3 separate regions of the Homo sapiens genome follow, and regions 2 and 3 are each linked to region 1. A link is a contact called in ENCODE Hi-C or POLR2A ChIA-PET data. All regions are on one chromosome and are shown on one strand. The core of a region is the stretch at or near the end of the contact, and the rest is flanking DNA. Distances in the headings are between cores, read along the strand shown. Region 1 overlaps LOC102723831 (a long non-coding RNA gene). Region 2 overlaps MTHFD1L (methylenetetrahydrofolate dehydrogenase (NADP+ dependent) 1 like). Region 3 overlaps MTHFD1L (methylenetetrahydrofolate dehydrogenase (NADP+ dependent) 1 like).

The links. Hi-C counts contacts between places; a loop is a spot of excess contacts on that map. ChIA-PET counts read pairs that join two places held with the same protein, here RNA polymerase II (POLR2A). Pooled maps may share reads with other maps.
Region 2: a map with no recorded cell type shows a loop between it and region 1 (2.0-fold over the local background). The contact joins two enhancer-like sites. A Hi-C loop is called at or near these places in 1 of 37 single-sample maps with no recorded cell type and 2 of 50 pooled maps. POLR2A ChIA-PET finds 5 or more read pairs at or near these places in 2 of 52 experiments (H1 and HEK293).
Region 3: a loop to region 1 is called in a map of HCT116, with 2.7 times the contacts of the local background. The contact joins two enhancer-like sites. A Hi-C loop is called at or near these places in 1 of 168 maps with a recorded cell type or tissue (HCT116). POLR2A ChIA-PET finds 5 or more read pairs at or near these places in 2 of 52 experiments (HCT116 and WTC11).

What each region holds. Positions count from the first base shown.
Region 1 is chr6:151,207,187-151,212,296 of GRCh38, reverse strand. All of the region lies in intron 1 of LOC102723831 (a long non-coding RNA gene), which reads left to right. Among named protein-coding and RNA genes, the nearest start is that of AKAP12, 30 kb to the left of the region's middle. RefSeq lists an enhancer at 3,722-4,221. Within about 2 kb of position 2,750, at least 3 of the 41 ENCODE cell types and tissues checked have a DNase peak (open chromatin) inside an H3K27ac peak, as active enhancers do; they include HCT116, where a contact is called at or near this core.
Region 2 is chr6:151,012,578-151,017,687 of GRCh38, reverse strand. MTHFD1L (methylenetetrahydrofolate dehydrogenase (NADP+ dependent) 1 like) reads right to left here. Exons shown (of 28, transcript NM_015440.5): 22 at 3,868-3,909; 23 at 2,708-2,808; 24 at 1,995-2,172. Among named protein-coding and RNA genes, the nearest start is that of MIR12131, 88 kb to the left of the region's middle. Within about 2 kb of position 3,192, at least 6 of the 41 ENCODE cell types and tissues checked have a DNase peak (open chromatin) inside an H3K27ac peak, as active enhancers do.
Region 3 is chr6:151,065,695-151,070,804 of GRCh38, reverse strand. The region is part of intron 26 of MTHFD1L (methylenetetrahydrofolate dehydrogenase (NADP+ dependent) 1 like); the gene reads right to left. Among named protein-coding and RNA genes, the nearest start is that of MIR12131, 34 kb to the left of the region's middle. Within about 2 kb of position 2,949, at least 27 of the 41 ENCODE cell types and tissues checked have a DNase peak (open chromatin) inside an H3K27ac peak, as active enhancers do; they include HCT116, where a contact is called at or near this core.

The sequences.
Region 1 (5,110 bases), core at 1,501-4,000:
ACAGTCTTGATCTCCTGAGCTCAGGTGATCCTCCCACCTCAGCCCTCTGAGTAGCTGGGACTACAGGCATGTGCCACCATGCCCAGCTAATTTTTTGTATTTTTAGTAGACACAGGGTTTCACCATGTTGCCCAGGCTGGTCTTGAACTTCTAGACTCAAGCAATCCACTCACCTCAGCCTCCCAAAGTGCTAGGATTACAGGCATGAGCCCTCACGCCTGGCCATTTGCCCACTTTTTAATGGGACTTTTTTTTTTTTTTTTTAGATGGAGTCTTGCTCTTGTTGCCCAGGCTGGAGTGCAATCGCACAATCTCAGCTCACTACAACCTCCGCCTCCTGGGTTCTAGTGATTCTCCTGCCTCAGCCTCCCAAGTAGCTGGGATTACAGGCGCCCGCCACCACACCTGGCTAATTTTTGTATTTTTAGTAGAGACAGGGTTTCGCCACATTGGCCAGGCTGGTCTCGAACTCATGACCTCATGATCTGCCTGCCTTGGCCTCCCAAAGTGCTGGGATTACAGGCATGAGCCACCGCGCTCATTTTAAACATTTTATTGTTGACTCATTTGAGTTCCTTGTGTATTCAGGATATTAATCCCTTGCAGGGTGAATGTTTGCAAATAATTTCTCCCATTCGACAGGTTGTCTCTTCACTCTATTGTTCCCTTTGCTGTGCAGAAGCTTTTTCATTTAATATAGTTCTATTTGTCTATTTTTGTTTTAGTTTTTTGTTGTTTTGAGATCTTAGCCATAAAATCTGCCTAGACTAATGTCCTGAAGTATTTTCCCTGTGTTTTCTTCTATTAGTTCTGGGTCTTATATTTAAGTCTCCAATCCATCTTGAGTTGATTTTTGTATATGGTGAGAGATAGGGTCCACTTTCATTCCTCAGCACCGTTTATTGAAGAGAGTGTCCTTCCCTCAGTGTATCTTCTTGGCACTTTTATTGAAAATCAGTTGGCTATAAATACATGTATTTATTTCTGTATTCTGTATTCTGTTCCATCAATGTATGTGTCTTTTATACTAATACCATGCTGTTTTGTTTACTATAGCTTTGTAACATATTTTGAAGTCAGGTAGTGTGATACCTCCAGCTTTGTTCTTTTTTCTCAGAATTGCATTGGCTATTCAGGCTCTTTTTTGGTTCCATAAGAATTTTATGATTTTTTTTTCTAATTCTGTGAAAAATGATATTGGTATTTTGATAGGGATTGCATTGAATCTGTAGATTGCTATGGGCAATGTGGTCTTTTTTTTTTTTTTTTTTTTTGACGGTCTCACTTTTTCCCAGGCTGGGGTACAGTGGTGCTATCTCAGCTCACTGCAGCCTCCAGCTCTTGGGTTCAAGTGATTCTCATGCCTCAGCCTCCCAAGTAGCTGGGATTACAGGCGCCTGCCACTATGCTTAGCTAATTTTTGTATTTTTAGTAGAGATGGGGTTTCACTGTGTTTGTCTAGGCTGGTCTTAAACTCCTGACCTCAAGTGATCCACCTGCCTCGGCCTCCCAAAGTGCTGGGATTACAGGCGTGCGTGAGCCACCACGCCTGGCCAATATGATAATTTTAATGATATTATTTCTTCCAGCTTATGAGCATGGGATGTCAGTCCATTTGTATGTGTCCACTTCAGTTTCTGTCATCAGTGTTTTGTAGTTCTCTTTGTAGAGCTCTTTCACCTCCTTTGTTGAATGTATATTCCTGAGTGTTTTATTCTTTTTTTATAGCTACTATAAATAGGATTGCTTTCTTGATTTTTTTCTCAGCTAGTTCATTATTGGTGTATAGAAATGCTACCGATTTTGTACATCAATTTTGTATCCTACAATGTTACTTAATTTATTTATTAGATTTAAGAGTTTTTTGGTGGAGTCTGCGTTTTTCTAGATATAAGATCATATTAGCAGTAAAGAGGGACAATTTGACTTTCTCTTTTCTAATTTGGACGCCTTTTATTTATTTCTCTTGCCTTATTGCTCTGGCCAGGACATCCAATACTTACATTCTTTTTTTTTTTTTTTTTTTTTTTTTTTGAGACAGAGTCTCCCTCTGTCTCCCAGGCTGCAGTGCAGTGGCGTGATCTTGGATCACTGCAACCTCTGCCTCCCCGGCTCACGTGATTCTCCTACCTCAGCCTCCCAGGTAGCTGGGACTACAGGTGTACACCACCATGCCCAGCTAATTTTTGTATTTTTAGTAGAGATGGGTTTTCATCATGTTGGCCAAGCTGGTCTCGAACTCCTGACCTCAAGTGATCTGCCTGCCTTGGCCTCCCAAAGTGCTAGGATTACAGGTGTGAGCCACCTCACCCAGCCTACAGTACTTATATTCTTACACGGCTCATATCTGTAGCTGATTTCCAATGGGAGAAACCGAGGGACTGTTGATATAAAGCTGCACATGAAAACAAGAGGTACCATTATCTCATGAACAGCTTCCAACTGTGCAGAGTCCAGGCATTCTCACCTGATCCTCCAGAAACACTACCCCTGGTCTGCAGGCTGATTTGCTGCTGACACAGAGAGGCACCCAGCAGAAGCAAGGACTCACGTCTACAGAGAACACTTAATCACATTGTCGGGGCTAGCTGGGCTCCTTGGGAAATGGAGGGTGCAGTGGGCGCCAGGGCAGGGGAAAAGCTTATCGAGAACAAGAGCAGGATGCAGGGAACGAGCAGAAAATAAACCTGAACTCTGTCTCGATTACAATTAAGTGTTTGCCACCGGAAAGCAATTTAAACAGACAGCAGCCACCTCAGCTGCTAGTGCCTGTGGGCTCGTATGACCAATCCCGGCCGTGTAGCTATTCTTAGTCACAGTTTCTCCCGACTCAATCTGCAGTAGAAGTGAAGAGACTCTTCTACCTGTAATACAGAGCTGTCCTTCCTCCCTTTATCCTTGATTTTTACCCTTTGTTCTGCAGTCTCTGTTAGTGTGTGTTCTGGACATAATAAAATATGGCTAGTTAATTCAAGCAAAAGCTTGCAGTGACTTGGCAAAGCATTATCAAGATGAATGGGAGGACAGGCAGAGGATAAAATGAGGTTGAAACTGGCTTGCCTTGTATTCAAAAATCCTAACTCCTCTTTTTACTGATTATCTTAGCTATGCATTTTTTTGTAAAGCCTCTTGAATTCAAACTGGATAAAGCTTTCTTTCTTTCAAATGTGCTTAATAACTAGGACCTGCATCTGACATTCACTGTGTCATTGCAGTGACTATAAATGCTTCCTTTAAGTCTGTGTAATTTCTAAATCAAATGTTCAGAAACCAACAGAAATGTTTATTCTTGGATAAATTAACTATGATTCAACAACTTTGTGCTCTAATTTATGGAAGAGATTCTCTCTCCATCAGTGACTTTGGCTGGGTTGTGTTAGAGATGAGCAATGCGCATCAGTGAGGCTTGCCTGGATCTTCCTTGTCAGGTTGGGTATGTCTCATAAAATTAGTTGAAAGGGCTGGGCATGGTGGCCCATGCCTGTAATCCCAGCACTTTGGGAGGCCCAGGTGGGTGGATCACTTGAGGTCAGGAGTTTGAGACCAGCCTAGACAACATGGCAAAACCCTGTCTCTACAAAAAATACAAAAATTAGCGGGGCATGGTGACATGCGTCTATAGTCCCAGCTACTGGGAAGGCTGAGGCAGGAGAATGACTTGAACCCAGAGGCGGAGGTTGCAGTGAGCCGGGATCACGCCACTGCACTCCAGTCTGGGTGACAGAGCAAGACTTTGTCTCAAAACAAAAAACAAACAAAAAAAGATTAATTGAAACGTAAAGAGAGAAATTGCAAGTGACAGGAGCACCTGAGTCACAGGGGTGGCACATATACAATGGGTGTGGACTTTGTGAAGGGAAGGATGAGAGTGTGTCATACTGTGGCCAAGATCACAGCCTTTACTGCCAGACAGATCCGACTCTACTGCTGTGTGACCTTGGATGGATTGCTTAATGTCTCTACACTTTCATTTCTGTTTTATCATGTGTGAAGTGGGGATATAAAAGACAATCTAGGCCGGGCGCGGTGGCTCATGCCTGTAATCCCAGCACTTTGGAAGTCTGAGGCAGATGGGTCAGGAGTTCAGGAGTTCGAGACCAGCCTGGCCAATATGACAAAACCCCGTCTCTACTAAAAATACAAAAAAATTAGCCAGGCATGGTGGCAGGCGTCTGTGGTTCCAGCTACTTGAAAGGCTGAGGCAGGAGGATTGCTTGAACCTGGGAGGTGGAGGTTGCAGGGAGCCGAGATCACACCACTGCACTCCAGCCTGGGTGACAGAGCGAGGCTCCATCTCAAAAAAAAAAAAAAAAGCCAATGTACAAAAGATTGTTGAAAGGATTCCATGAGATAAAAGATGCAAGGCATTAAGCCCAGGAGAGAAACATTAGCTGTTGCCATTTTTTTTCTTTTCCTTCAAGAGTATGCTAATTTATTTTGTTACTGTTCTAATCCTAGCTCTACCTTATGACTGTGGAAGCTTGGGCAGGACTGCTGAAACCTGGTTCTTCCTTTCTAAAATGGGGCTGTTAACATCTTCTTGATGGGATTACTGTGAGAATGAACAGACAGAATGATGTGTGTGAAGAATGCCTGACACAGACAGTGCCTGGCAGAGTGCATGCAGTCAATCAATTTCAGGGCCCCCTTCTCACTCCTGACCCCTTCATGGAGAGACCACAGGCCGAAATCATAGACGCTCTGGATGTGAGGTACTATGATGAAAGCCAAAAATCAGGGCATGGTGGCTCACGCCTGTAATCCCAACACTTTGAGAGACCAAGGCGAGCAGATCATCTGAGGTCAGGAGTTCAAGACCAGCCTGCCCAACATGGCAAAACCCCACCTCTACTAAAAAAAATACAAAAAATTAGCCAGGCGTGGTGGCAGGCACCTGTAATCCCAGCTACTTGGGCGGCTGAGGCAGGAGAATCACTTGAACCTGGGAGGCAGAGGTTGCAATGAGCTGAGATCGCACCACTGCCCTCCAGCCTGGGCCACAAGAGTGAAACTCCAAAAAAAAAAAAAAAAAGCCAAAAAACAAAAAACAACTCCCCCGATGATTCTGATGTGAATGAAATCAGGGTAAGACCCTACATTGTCTAGAGGT
Region 2 (5,110 bases), core at 1,943-4,442, 200 kb after region 1:
AAAGAATGGGAGCGTATTCAGCCCGAAAAATAAAGGAAATTCTGGCCGGGCGCGGTGGCTCACACCTGTAATCCCAGCACTTTGGGAAGCCGAGGTGGGTGGATCACAAGGTCAGGAGTTTGAGACCAGCCTGACGAACATGGTGAAACCCTGTCTCTGCTAAAAATACAAAAATTAGCTGGGCGTGGTGGTGCACGCCTGTAATCCCAGCTACTCGGGAGCCTGAGGCAGGAGAATTGCTTGAACCCGAGAGCAGAAGGTTGCGGTGAGCTGAGATGGTGCCTCTGCACTCCAGCCCGGGCAACAAAAGCGAAACTCCATCTCAAAAAAAAAAAAGAAGGGAAATTCTGACACTCTACAACATGCACGCACATTATGCTAAGTGAAATAAGCCAGCCACAGTATGATGCTACTTACATGAGGTCCCTGGAGTTGTTACATTCATGGAAATGAAGGAGAATGGTAGCTGGCAGGGACTGTAGGGAGGGGCATGGGGAGTTGTTCAGTGGGTACAGTTTCAGTTTTGCAAGATGAAAAGCGTTCTGGAGATTGGCTGCATGACAATGTGAATGTACTTAACACTACTGACGTGCACTTAAAAATGGTTAAGATGGGCCAGGTGTGGTGGCTCACGCCTGCAACCCTAGCACTCTGGGAGGCCGAGGCGGGTGGACTGCCGGAGCTCAGGAGTTCGAGACCAGCCCGGGCAACACGGTGAAACCCCGACTCTACTAAAATAAAAAAGAAATTAGCCAGGCACGCTTGCTTGCGCCTGTAGTCCCAGCTACTTGGGAGGCTGAGGCAGAAGAATTGCTTGAACCCGGGAGGTGGAGGTTGCAGTGAGCCGAGATCACGCCATTGCACTCCAGCCTGGGCAACAGAGCAAGGCTCTGTCTCAAAAAAAAAAAAAAAAAAAAAAGGCTAAGATAGTAAATTTTGTTATATATATATTTACCACAATGAAAATAAATAAATATATTATGTATGTATATATACACACACATACACTAGACATAGTTCAATAAAACCACAAGAGAAAAGAACCATAACAGAAATGAACAAGCAGAGGCCAGGTGTGGTGGCTCATGCCTATAATCCCAGCACTTTGGGAGGCCGAGGTGGGTGAACCATGAGATCAGGAGTTTGAGACCAGCCTGCCCAAGATGGTGAAACCCCGTCTCTACTAAAAATACAAAAACTTAGCCAGACGTGTTGGCAGGTGCCTGTAATCCCAGCTAGTCAGGAGGCTGAGGCAGAGAAGTGCTTGAACCTGGGAGGCAGAGGTTGCAGTAAGCCGAGATTGCACCACTGTACTCCAGCCTGAGCAACAGAGACTGTCTCAAAAAAAAAAAAGAGAAATGAACAAGGAAAATACCTCCCATGGTTTCCCAATCCTCACGAAATTGCTCTTGTTCCTGTGCAACTCCTGAAAGCGTCAGCTGTCAAATCCTGTTCGCTAAAGTACCTCCTCACTTAGGACTGCGATTTGGGAGTCTTCAAAAGCACAGGCTTTGGGACAAGGAGCTAGGGTCTGTACTTGGAAATGTGACTTTGTCATATGGCTTAAACTCTTCTACCTTTTTGTTTGTTTGTTTGAGACAGGGTCTCACTCTGTCGCCCAGGCTGGAGTGCAGTGGTGTGATCTCGATCTTGGCTCACTGCAGCCTCCACCTCCTGGGTTCAAGCAATTCTCCCACCTCAGCCTCCCGAGTAGCTGGGACTATAGGTGCACGCCACCATGCCCACCTAATTTTTGTATTTTTAGTAGAGATGGGGTTTCTCTATGTTGGCCAGGCTGGTCTCGAACTCCTGACCTCAAGTGATCTGCCCGCCCTAGCCTCCCAAAGTGTTGGGATTACAGGCGTGAGCCACTGCACCGGGCCTAAACTCTTCTATCTTTAGTTTTCTTATCTGTAGGGTTGTGGTGACAACAGAATGGGACAACCCATGCTAAGGTGTAAGAAATGTGAGCCATTGTTTTTACTAGATCTTACCTGAACATCATACAGGAACTGGAATCGGCTTCTTTTACTCGCAGCCTCTCTCACAGCCCGAGCCAAGTCCACCGATCCTTTTCCACCAACGGACCAGTGATAGCAGGGGACTGCATCAAAGGCACCAGCCCGCTTTGCAAGCTCACACACCAAGTCAATCTCAGCGCGGGTGTCGGTCCTAGTGAAGAAAATGTTTGTGGTTTTGCATCTGTATCCATTTAGCTATGTTTTCAAAGAAAGACTCACCATTTATACAGAACTTCGCTCCCTAACACTGAATACATTTTAAACATCAAAAGTGGTCACATCGTGTTTAAATAAATCAGACTTAAAGCATGGAAAAAAAAAGTCCTCTCTAAAGTGACTCAAATATTTCAAGTCGTTAAGGGTGTTATCAAGAAAATTCCATAACATATCCCTTTGATCATTCACAGTTTGTTTCAGACAAAAATGCTGGGTAGAATTAAAAAAAAAAAAAAAAAAAAAAGCCAAGGAGATAGTAACTCACTATATATAAATTTCACTTCCTTAATAACATTGTGAGAACACATTTGCTAAAATGAAACCAAACCAAATAAACAAACAGAAAGAACTGGGTATTTCTGTATACTTTTAGATGAAGCACAGAAAGACCAAATACCCCAAGACACAAATATCGTTCACAGGGTGGCCTAGTGATAATGCCCACATTTAAAGGAGGAGGCTGGACTTACTTGAAGACATTCAGAGCCACCACAACGGGAACCCCAAAGAGCTGAGTGATCTGAATTTGCTTCTGGAGGTTACAGCAGCCGTCTGCCACCAGCTGGATGTTCTGTAAAAAAGAAAAAAGCAAAACCCAGACCCCTGTGTATTGTCTCCCACCAAACCTGCCAAGCTAAACTGCCAGCACCTCTCTGGCAGGATTTGCTACATCTTTTTTCACTTTTTCCTCCAAGAAAGATGGCTGCAAGAATAAAGAGGTTCGTCTTCAAAATAATTTCTAAAATGATTCTGGATCCAATGGCATATGGGTGGGTCTGAAGCCTGGCAGCTCACCCTGCTGAGGACAGGCTGCAGGGTCTATGCAATGCGCCCATGCTCTGCAGGTTGAGGCCTGACAGGCACAAGGCCCCAGGTGGGTGAGGAGCTCTGACCAGGTATTCCTGGCTCAGATCCCTGGCGCCACCTGTAGGAGCTAAGAGGTACTGCTGCCAGCAAATCAAAGTCTATTTACAGAAAAGAGTAAGCCACTCCTGTAAATCATAAAGCCAACTGTATATAGACCTTCCATGACAAAAGAATACAGAAGTGTAAGCTTCATATTTGTTTCTGACCTGGAGACCTTGAGTTCCTGCTCTGATGGCTACCCTGGGAGTACACAATAGTAGACAAAGCCTATATCCATCTTTTCTTGATATTTAAGAGTTAACTGAATGAATTTTATCCTTTCATCCCATCCATTTCCTCTCGGATTCTTAGAACGGCACTTTTCTTTTCTTTTTTTTGAGACAGAGTCTCACTCTGTCGTCCAGGCTGGAGTACAGTGGTGCGATCGCAGCTCACTGCAACCTCTGCCTCCCAGGTTCAAGCGATTCTCATGCTGGGACTACAGGCGTGAGCCACCATGCCCAGCTAATTTTTGTATTTTTAGTAGAGATGAGGTTTTGCCATGTTGGCCATGGGTTTTGCCTGGCTGGTCTTGAACTCCTGGCCTCATGTGATCCGGTCGCCTTGGCCTCCCAAAGTGCTGAAATTACAGGTGTGAGTCACTGCGCCCGGACAGAACAGCACTTTTCTAAGAGGCCACTGAAGGAGGGCTCATTCACTGAAAGCCAACGAGTCACTGGATTTAAGAGATTCTTCACATAAGCATCTAAACAGCTCCTCTTACCTCCTCTGTATATTCTTTCTTAAGAGGAACACCAGCCGTTACCTGAAATAAGGAGAGAAAACATGAAGAATAATCCTATAAAAATGCTTACACAACCGATCTGAAAGAAAGAACAACATAATCACATTCAATTTTTAGAAATGTACCTCTATGTTTTGTGCTTTTAAAACAGTAGCTGGCAGCACTGGCTAAACCTAAACTCCTGCGGGAAGCTTTTAGAAAACACTGATCCCTGGGCTCCACCCAGACCAATGAAAGCAGAAGTTCTGGGAGGGGAACCTGGGATCAGTAATGTTTAAAATCTCCCTGGATGATTCTAATTTGAGCCAATGGAACAGTATGAAACTTCTCAAACATTGGTTCAAATTAGAACATAAAACTAATAATATGTTTAATACTTGATTTATACAGAGTACATCACCATTCGAAATCATTTTACGGTAATTGCCATAAAGTTCTGTTGTCCAGGCTGGAGGGCAGTGGCACAATCACAGCTCACTGCGGTCTCAAACTCCTGGGCTCAAGTGATCCTCCTGCCTCAGCCTCCCCAGTAGCTAGGAATACAGGTGTGTACCACCACACCCAGATAATTTTTTATTATTTTGTAGAGACGAGGTCTTGCTATCTTCCCCAGGCTGGTCTCGAACTCTTGGGCTCAAGCAGTCCTCCCACCTCGGCCTCTCAAAGTGCTGGCATTACAGGGTGAAACACTGTGCCTGGCCTTGTGGTTAATCTTATGTGTCAACTTTGCTGGGGCCATAGGGTGTCCAGTATTTGTTCAAACATTATTTTGCGTGTTTCTGTGAGGGTGTCTATGATGAAATTGATATGGAAATCAGCAGCCTCTGAGTAGGCAAGTTGTCCTACATAATGTGGGTGGGTCTCAACTGACCAGTCAAAGGCCTTTTTGAGTACAACAAAAAGACTGGCCTCCCCTGAGAGCAGGAGAATTCTCCAGCAGACTGCTGCCTTCAGACTGCATTAGCACCACTGCCTCTCCTGGGTCTTCAGCTTGCCAGCCCACAGTGCAGATTTTGGACTTGCCAGCTTCTGTAATCATGTGACCCAATTCCTTACAATAAATATCTTTCTCTATATATACACACATCCTTATTGGTTCTATGTGTGAAGAATGCTGATTCATACAATGGTTAGTTTAAAGATCTAATTGTGAAAGAATCTGTGGATCCCAAAGCATAGCACAATATTAGTTATTGGATTGCACTGGGAATGGCCGAGCACT
Region 3 (5,110 bases), core at 1,700-4,199, 140 kb after region 1:
TTATTTTATTACCCAAACATTACACAAAACTCTTTTCTTCTAGATCAGGGGTTGGCAAACTAAGACCCACACAGCAAATCTGGCCAGCTGCTTATTTTTATGAAGTTTTAGTGGAACACAGCCACAGGGTCATTCATTTATATATTGAGTACGGCTGGTTTTGTGCTATAACGGCAGAGTTGAGTAGTTAGGACAGAGACCATGTGGTCTGCAAGTCCTGATATATCTACTATCTAGTCCATTAAGGAAATGTTTGTTGACCTCTGTTCTCAAAGACAATGTCACAAAAGGGTTTACTAAAAACCAAAAGACTTGAAGAACTTGAGAAGAATGTGGGTATTTTACAACTTTCCCTAAAGACAACAAAAACTAAACAGTAAAGTGCAGATGGCAACTGAAAGAGAGAAGCTGGTTGGTGATGGTGTCCGAATCTAGATTAGAGGTTCAACAATATACACATTTTCCAAAAGTGAAAGGTCAGATATCAACCTGGTGTGGTTTCAGCATTTTTGGGGACTTCTAAGGGAGAGTAACTCTCAGGTTGAAAGACATTTAAACATAAATTATAGTACTTTATAGTATTTTAACTTAGAATCTACTTTGTGGATTATCATTTGCCAAACATAATTTATAAAACCTAATCTGCAGATCCTAAATACAAGCTATATGTGGAATCTAATTCTCCATGATCAGAAAAACACCCGAGTTCTTGGAGACGTGATGTATCTTGCACCAAAGGGCATGCATAACTGTGTGGTCCACTTGGGCCAGAGGTGGTATGTGTCAATTGAAACTTAAAAAAAAGACACCTTGCCGATGAAGAGTCAACACAGGTCCTCTGCGTCAACATAAAAGCAGCATGTACTCATCGACATCTAAGAGGTAGTGTTTTACTGTGTGCTGAAATAGAAAAACATAGCTTCTATGGCATGTTCGGTGTCTCACTGGGACTCGTTGAGGGATCTATAATCCGAGAACTCTGAAATGGTGGCTGGGGTGATCGAGCACTTGGACCTGGCCCTCTGTCACATGGAGTTGTCTGGCAAGTAGCCCCAAAGGCACCGCTGAGCTCTGAGATGAGGGTCACCAGAGAGATCCCACCAGGGAAGTGATCCCTGGACAGGCTGGTAAACAGAACCAAGGACACCTGATGCTAACTACAGAAACACCGAGGCAAGCTGGAAGAAGGAGCGTTGCCACTGCAACATGGTTTAGCTAATAATGCAATGGGAGCACTTTCTTCTGATGAAAGTCAAAGTTGTATATCTAGCAGGGAGGACTGCAATAAGAAAATAACACAGTCAGAAATTTGGTCAAGGGTAAGGAGGGGTGAAGAGAAAAAGCACAGAGAATCCACTGTATGGATTCTGTATTTAGTTTTTGCCATGATCAGCCAGCATCCAGAGGCCCTCTGGCCCACTGAGCTATCAAGGGGGTACCTCACTTGTTTTTGACAATACCTTACCCTTCCTGGCTGTACAACCTGGAGGATTAGGGAGGTCCCTATGACAGAGAGAGGGAGGGAGAGAGAGAGAGAGAGAGAGAGAGAGAGAAAGAGAGAGAAGATAGTTTTGGGCCTTATGACTGTGGTCACTTTGGAATGAAGCCGTGGCTAAAAAGTCATGAGGCTGAGGTGGCTGTACTTATGATATAAAATAAGTACTCACTGCATTCCATCCCTCTTGCCCCCTGGACCTGCCTTGCCCAGGATCCCAGTCTGAATTCCTCATCTTTCACCAAGACTGCTCCAAATTATGATTGATGTGAGGACTGCAATAAAACGATACCATAGTTTTAGCTCTTTCCAAAAATGTAATGAAACTGGGCAAACTGGCACTAGTCTACAGAAAAGGAATCAAAGCGGGATCCCATGATCAATGCTTCCAAGAAATTGAGCCAAGTTCAAAAGAAATCAGGCTGTGCACGAGTACTGCTACTATTTTTAGGGATATTGATGAGTCCTCCAATGAATGTGTCATTGCTGACCGTGCTGAGTGTCAGAAAAATGGTAAAGTTCGTGCCTACTGAAGAAAGCTCTGAAGTTTACTAGCTTTCAAATACTCTCAAGTTTAACTGTCTTAAGTTGTAAGTAAATGATTTTTAAGTTAAAAAATTTATTCAATTCATATCAAGAAGTTTCTATTAAATTAGCTTTTCAAAAGTAATTGGGCTATGTATACTCAGAATATTTACAGAGTCTCCTGAGATTAGTGGATGGAAACATTAAGAGCCTGAAAAAGTACTGAAAAAAAGAACAAAGGTCAGAGAGTGGGCTGGAAAGCATACGGATGTTGTAATTGAACCCTCGGTTCAAGCAGAATCTGACCCGCAGCAGCTACTTGGAGCTATGAGGAAATGCCTCAGCATTTGAAAGACCTGGCAGCGTTATTAACTATGTCCAAGAACAAAAAGTGAAAAACGATACTGGAAAATCCTGAGGTGTCTCCATCTCCATCACTGATAAGATCTTGGCTCAAGTTCCTCTTAAAGGGTCACCAGACGAAAGGCTTCAGGCCCGCAAAATCACAATGTGGCTGTTCCACTGCAGTGTGGTCAGGCGGGCAGGCCCTTGTTGCTACAGATAGGACCAGCAGAAACTTTTCTTTGTCATCTTTAGACTGAATCAAAACACACTGCTGTGATCAGATCTGCATTCTAGCTGTTACTTTGGTTTGTTTACCCAGAAGTCTCCTCCATTACCAATGGCGTGAATCAGAATTGTGTTATTTGTTTGGCATTACTCATCTCTTTCATGTACCAGTGCCCGAGAATAAATCTGTTATTCAAGTCCTCTTGCTTCTCCCTTAGAGCCTCACTAAAAATCACAAATGTGCAATCAAGAATAACCACCCTCTGTTTACATGCACCAGAAGTCCACATGCATTACGTGAGACACATCAGAGTTCATTTGGCTGGTGTCCCCATGACATCGGCAGGGGAAGAGAATAAGAATTAATGGTAACGCCAAGCTGGCAGGCTGCCACCATGTTTCAATTCCTGGAGAAGAATGAACCATACAGCGAGGCAGGGTCACTGGGGTGGGGAAATTTCACTCTCTGGGTTGAGGAGATATGCATTTGTATACATGGTTACCCATCTACATTTATGTTTAACACACAACATTATTTCTGGCACCCATTACTCATGAACGTAACACAAATTGTGATTTAAAAAAGTGATTAGCTGGCCACAGTGGCTCACACCTGTAATCCCAGCACTTTGGGAGGCCAAGGCGGGTGGATCACTTGAGGCCAGGAGTTCGAGACCAGCCTGGCCAACGTGGTGAAGCCTGGTCTCTACTAAAAATACAAAAATTAGCTGGGTGTGGTGGCGCACACCTGGAATCCCAGCTACACAGGAGGCTGAGGCACGATAATTGCTTGGACGTAGGAGGTCGAAGCTGCAGTGAGCTGAGATTGCACCACTGTACACCAGCCTGGGTGACAGAGCCAGACTCTGTCTCAATAAATAAATAAATAAATAAAAAGATTAAATAACCTGTGATGTTTTTAACTGGTCAAACCAATATAACCTGATTTTATAATAATCAAATCGATGGCCGGGAGCGGTGGCTCATGAGGTCAGGAGTTCAAGACCAGCCTGACCAACGTGGTGAAACCCCGTTTCTACTAAAAATGCAAAAATTAGCCAGGCGTGGTGGTGCACGCCTATAATCCCAGCTACTCAGGAGGCTGAGGCAGGAGAATCCCTTAAACCCAGGAGGCAGAGGTTGCAGTGAGCCATGATTGCAACACTGCACTCCAGCCTGGGCTACAGAGCAAGACTCTGTCTCAAAAAAAAAAAAAAAATCAAATTGATACATTTTTAACACTTACTAATATGGACTACAGAGACCTACAAACTGCTTTAATGAGCTGAATATGAAAGGAAAATGATGAGTAACTCTAGGAATTTTGTGGGAATAAGATGAGAGCTTATCCTTGACAGGACCCAGGTTGGGAGTTCCTAAAGCATCAGCGAAAGGATGGCTCTTTGGAAGAACCAACAGTAGACTAAAGGACACTTTTTTTTTTTTTTTTGAGACGGAGTTTTGCTCTATTGCCCAGGCTGGAATGCAATGGCGCAATCTTGGCTCACTGCAAGCTCCGCCTCCCGGGTTCACGCCATTCTCCTGCCTCAGCCTCCTGAGTAGCTGGGACAACAGGCGCCTGCCACCACGCCTGGCTAATTTTTTGTATGTTTAGTAGAGACGGGGTTTCACTGTATCAGCCAGGATGGTCTCAATCTCCTGACCTCGTGATCCACCCGCCTCGGCCTCCCAAAGTGCTGGGATTACAGGTGTGAGCCACCGCACCCGGCTAAAGGACACTTTTGCCATGGTTCTTTTTTTTTTTTTTTTTTTTTTTGAGATGGAGTCTTGCTCTGTCGCCCAGGCTGGAGTGCAGTGGCATGATCTCAGCTCACTTGCAAGCTCTGCCTCCTGGGTTCACACCATTCCCCTGCCTCAGCCTCCTGAATAGCTGGGACTACAGGTGCCTGCCACCACGCCAGGCTGATTTTTTTGTATTTTTAGTAGAGACAGGGTTTCACCATGTTAGCTAGGATGGTCTCAATCTTCTGACCTCATGATCCGCCCGCCTCGGCCTCCCAAAGTGCTGGGATTACAGGCGTAAGCCACCGCGCCCAGCCTCCTGTGGTTCTTTTAAAGCCAAAACATTGTTTTTAAAAGCCCAAAGCTATTCAGTGTTTGTGAGTATGGAGATCACTTTTGATGAAGAAAATTAATTCCCATGGGGGCAGAATCCTATCAACATGAAAATATATAATGAGGAGCTACTATAAATTTAGTTATGCTTCTCAATAACTTTGTATTTCATGGACTCCAACATACACCTGCAATTAAAGGAATTGAAGAGTAGTCTTTGCCTGTGTGAGACATTTAGTTCTTCTACTCTACAGGCCAGGTATGGTCTGAGCAACAGCCCTTGGGGTCTGGCCTGATCAGCACTCCTATCCTGGTCTTGTGGTCATGGCGGCCACCGCATGTGGTGCAGGTGGGTCTGCTCCTGCCCTATGCACAGGATGGGCATGTATGGCCACACCCTGGCTGGGCACAGTGGTGGATTAGGACAGGGCACATGAGGCCAAC